Regions from separate parts of the Mus musculus genome. Here region 1 is linked to region 2. The links are chromatin loops, found by intact Hi-C in ENCODE. Cell type or tissue: heart. All regions are shown on one strand.

What was found. A loop is a pair of places that touch in the nucleus more often than their neighbours do. Peaks named below come from ENCODE experiments on the same cell type or tissue, not always from the same donor. Only the 100,000 strongest peaks of a DNase experiment are listed, where the experiment ranks them.
Region 1: it touches region 2 in a loop (9-fold over the local background); 2 of 42 quality-filtered maps call a loop at or near these places.

Annotation. Positions count from the first base shown.
Region 1 is chr4:118,084,350-118,086,849 of GRCm38, forward strand. The region is part of intron 2 of St3gal3 (ST3 beta-galactoside alpha-2,3-sialyltransferase 3); the gene reads right to left. Among named protein-coding and RNA genes, the nearest start is that of St3gal3, 49 kb to the right of the region's middle. In heart, no CTCF peak of the experiment used is centred here; no DNase peak of the experiment used is centred here; H3K27ac peaks cover 264 bases.
Region 2 is chr4:117,864,828-117,867,327 of GRCm38, forward strand. It overlaps Slc6a9 (solute carrier family 6 (neurotransmitter transporter, glycine), member 9), which reads left to right. Exons shown (of 14, transcript NM_008135.4): 10 at 1-61; 11 at 171-270; 12 at 369-469. Among named protein-coding and RNA genes, the nearest start is that of Ccdc24, 6.4 kb to the right of the region's middle. In heart, no CTCF peak of the experiment used is centred here; a DNase peak (open chromatin) is centred at 1,464; H3K27me3 peaks cover 694 bases.

The DNA of each region.
Region 1 (2,500 bases), 220 kb after region 2:
TCTTACTGAGGACCCAGGGAATCTTCTAGCCTCTTCTGGTCTTGGGGCACCAGGCACACACATGGTACACAGACACACGTGCAGGCAAGACACCCACACACAAAAGAGAAAAGGAAAAATGACAGTGCAAGCAAACACACAGAAAATCCTGCAGTGGGTAACTCTGCAGGAACGCTGTGGATGAACTCTTGGGAGTGGGAATAGTGGGTCACACAGCATGGTGAGAGCATGTATGCACACAGAAACACATAGAGAGACACACACACATATACACACACAGACACATACACAAACACAAACAGAGGCACATGCATATACATACACACATACACACACACACATAGATGCATACACACACAGACACACACATGCTCTTTGGCACCCTCTCTTCCTCCAGCCCGACTCTCCCCAGCACTCTCTCACACCTTCTTCAGTCTCACAGACTCCCTCCCCCCCTCCCTCTCCCTCTCTCTGTCTCTCTTCCCAGCACTCTCTCTCACCTTCTCCAGTCTCACAGACACACATTCTCTCTCTCTCTCTCTCTCTCTCCCTCTCTCTCTAGCACTCTCTCTTACTTTATTCAGTCTCACATCTCCCAGCTTTCTTCCTGGAAGGCAACCAAAGTTATTATTTCTAGATTTCGTGCTCACAGTTATTTTATACACACGTATGCAAATCTAGATGTGATCTAGGCTTATGTATAGATAAACATGAACATATGTACAATTTCCCACCCTCTTCTGAATAAATGAAGACATTTATACCCAAAATAGAACAGTGTTAACGGGACTCTGTAGACAGCTACCTTCAAGATCATGCTGCGGCTTCAAACATTTTTCAACTTATATTTGGGCCTTTTGCCAGCCCACTGCTGGGGACTCACTGGGGACGACTAGACTAGAAATACTGGTTTCCACCAAAGCCTTCTGGATCTGAGGTTCTCACCAAGTTCACTGGGCCAGAGATGGGGGTGTGGGTGTTGGAGAGATGGCCCAGTGGTTAAGAACGCAAGCTGCTCTTCTAGAGGGCTCAGGTTCACACACACACAAACACACACACACATACACACACACACACACACACACACACACACACAGCAGCTTACGACCACCTATAACTCCAGTTCCAGGAGATTCAACGCCTCTTCTGGTCCCCTGGGGCACCAGGAATCTAACAGCACACAGATTACATAAAAGCAAAACCGCCACTTCTATAAAATCAAATAAAATTTAGGAATAATAAAAAATAAAGTTGTCTTTTTCATAATGAATTTTTTAAAGATGTGTGTGTATACTCTATTTGAATGTACACCTGTGTGCCAGAAGAGGGCATCAAATCCCATTCATTATAGATGGTTGTGGTTGCTGGGAACTGAACTCAGGACCTCTGGAAGAACAGCCAGTGCTCTTACCCGCTGAGCCATCTCTCCAGCCGTCATACTGACGTTTAAGAATTGTGCTTTCACATTTCCCATCTTTATAATGAAGTTAAAAATTCATCATTCAAGAAACTAATGAATGTTTCCTTGTGTTCTGTTTTTTCTCTTTCACTTTGAAGTGTTGGGAATCCAACCTGGGAAGATCCACTTCGTGGATGCAGGCAAGTATTCTATTACTTCTATACATGCCTGGCCTTGATCTTCTCTGTATTATGTCTGTCTGTCTGTCTGTCTGTCTGTCTGTGGACATATTCCCATCTAGGTGGAAGCTCGTCGTGTGGAGCAAAGGCATCTGGAGGACAACCCCAGGTCTTAGCCTCACACAAAGCCTGGCCACTGCCTTTGAAGCAGGGTTTTTCATTAGCCTGAGGCTCGCCAGTTAGGTAATCCTGGCTGCAATGGAGCTGGGCTCCAGCTTCCACTCCCAGGGCTGGGCTGCTGCGTGCACACTGATACCCTGGTACTTTTTACATGAATTCTTGGGAACTAAACTCTGGTCCTCGTGCTCAAAAAGCAAGAACTTCACCAACCGAGCCACCTTCCCAGCCCTGACTGGTCTCTCTGTAGCGGTACGTCACCGTCACCACCAAGCTGGATACGATGTCTTATGCTTATAACCCTGACACTGGGGAGGCTGGAGCAAGGCAAAAGCCAACCCGAGCTGACCTGGAATGAGAATCTATCCCCACTGTCCCCACAACCAAAATCAAAAAGTCATCAGGCCACAGATAGTCAACTCACAGTGGAGCCATGTCCTGTCAATCCTCAACTGGAAAAGATAGTTAAGCTGAAATGCGTGCGATGGAGGAGCTAGAAACATGGTTCAATGGTTATGAACATTGACTCTTCTTCCAGAGACTCAAGTTCAATTCCCAGCAGGCATGTCAGGCACCTCACAACTGCCTGTAATTCCAGCTCCAGTGGATCTGGCTTCCATGGGCACCTGCACTCACACGCATACAATCACACACAGAACACACACACACAAGTGATAATGGTTCTGGTGGCGCATGCTTTTAATCCCAGCATTTGGAAAGCAGAGCAGGTGGAGCTCTGTGACTT
Region 2 (2,500 bases):
CTACGTGACCTTGGGCGTCGCTGTGGCTGGCTTCTTGCTGGGCATCCCCCTTACCAGCCAGGTAAGAATGGAGATGTGGGGGTGAGGCGGGGCTGCAATCGCCAGGCACTTGGGAATGGATGAGTAGCCTAGTCTGTGGAACCCTGGCTTACCTGCCCACTGGCCCACAGGCAGGCATCTACTGGCTGCTGCTGATGGACAACTATGCAGCCAGCTTCTCCTTGGTTGTCATCTCCTGTATCATGTGTGTATCCATCATGTACATCTATGGTGAGTGCTACCCTTCCGTGGACTCGAGTGTCCGTCTCGGACTGGCCCACTCTGTTCTCCTGAGCTGCTGACAATATCTCCCACCCCTGTCTCTCCAGGGCACCGTAACTACTTCCAGGACATCCAGATGATGCTAGGATTTCCCCCGCCTCTCTTCTTCCAGATCTGTTGGCGCTTTGTTTCTCCGGCTATCATCTTTGTAAGTTCCTGGGGGGGGGGGGCTCCCAGGTAGCTCTAGCTTTGGGCATCTAAGAAGGCCAGATAGTCAGATGCATGCACACTCAGAGAGGTGCCAGGTCCTGGCCATGGGTTAGGAAGTGGATCTTGAGCCCTCTGTTTGACTGAAGCCAGTAACATATGCTCAGAGCTGCAATGTCAGGGACACAGCCTCACTCCATGCCATTACTGCCCAGTTGCCTCCAAGGGGCCTCGGGAGTCATTGGGATCAGTGTGGCTTCTGTCTACTTTACTGTTCACACCTAGGCCCCATGGAGGCTGCCCCTAAGCAGGGAGACACATGGGAATGTGGCAGCATTTCTCCACAGCCCCAGGACCTGTGGGTACAGGGCTAGGAGTCAGGTTGACTCTGTGATGGGACTAAGCCCTCAAAGGCTGGGAAGTTGAATGGCCTTGAAGGGAGCACCCCCATTTCTTTGAACATCAAGCATCAGGGGAATGTATCAGAGCACACTGCACTGCTGATAGGATTCCCTGCAAGGCCGGTCCTTCCTCCACCCTGTTCACATGTTAACTTGAGCAACACTCTCTGGATCATCAATTCTCCCCACTCTAAGGCACAGGGATGTTAAATAAGCCCACCCCACACTTAATAAGGGGCAAGAAACCTGCTGCAGGCCTGTGGGCTAACCCAGGCGCATTTTGCTGCTTCTGTTTGAAGTGGGAGGTGGGGCTAATGGCCTAATCATCACTATATGAGAAAAGAGGGTCAGAGGGCTCACTCAATGGCAGGGCAGTGTCCAGAGCTACCTGTGTCTTGCTCAGTTCTCCGAATTGTGGAAAGCGCTAGACCAGACTTCCACACTGGCTCATATTTCTGAAAAGAGGTCCCTGGAGGACCGAGGCCTCCACCGCATGGGGTGTGGGATGTTCCTGGGCCTGGCACAGACAACAGTTCTGGCCACAGGCCCAGCATTGAAACAGGAGGAGCGGAAGTCTCCTTTCAAGGCTGAGAGGGCAGAGAGGGCGGGAACCACTGCCCAGCGCCATGCCTTCTGGGGGCGTGGCATTGGCCCAGAACCAGGACGCTCTCTGAGGGCTGGGGAGCTGCACTTTGGTACCTGAGTTTACCCACCAAGGGCCTTCCCTGGGTTCTGTGGATTGTCTAGGCAGAGAGATTGAATCAGGCAGTGTCCAAAAGCTGGGTTGGAGTTACATTAAGATGAGGAATTCAGGCCGGGCAGACATATTTCTCTTCGGAGCTTTATGTGCCTGTGACAGCTCTTCTTGACAAACCCCTTCCTTCCTTCATAACTGCAGTGAAAAAATTCCTCACATACATCAGGCTTTGTTAAGCCAGGTGCGGTGGCGCTCGCATTTAATCTCAGCCTTGGGGAGGCAAGCCATTGTCTGAATTTGAGGCCAGCTTGGTCTACATAGGGAGTTTTAGGTTAGCTAGGGTGACACAAGTGAGACCCTGTCCTGAAAAAAAAAAAAAAAAAACAAAAGCAAACACACACACACACACTCACTCCACTAGGTTAGTAAAGATGTCACACACATATGGTGCCCTAGGTTCAGTGTGGGGAAGGTCAGAGGAACTTAAGCTCCGGGATGCCCCTAAATGCTGACAGGCATGGCGAGTCCTTTCTACAGGTCCTCTGGTGTGGCCTGTGAGCCACCTGGCCAAGTCTCCTGTTTCTTTTAGATCTTTAGCTCTCCTCTTTCCAGAGAGGTATGTGTCTGCTACTGGACACAGCATCTGTAGCCCCTGGGCACCCTCCAAGCTGTCACAACAAGCTGGCTTGTTATCACAGCCACAGTGAGGCAAGACTTTACGTAGCTTGCTCCTCGGCCCCCTTCCTGATCTGAGCATCTCCCGGTACAAATCAGCTCAAATAGATAAATGAGATTGTGCAAGACCTCAGACCCACAGTCAGTGCGGTAACCTCAAGTGTCAGGCCATGCAGAACAGGAAGCCGAGTGATTTTGAGTTAAACAGATGGGAGGTGCCATGGAGAAGCCTTTTAGGAGGCAGAAAATCCAGAAAGGC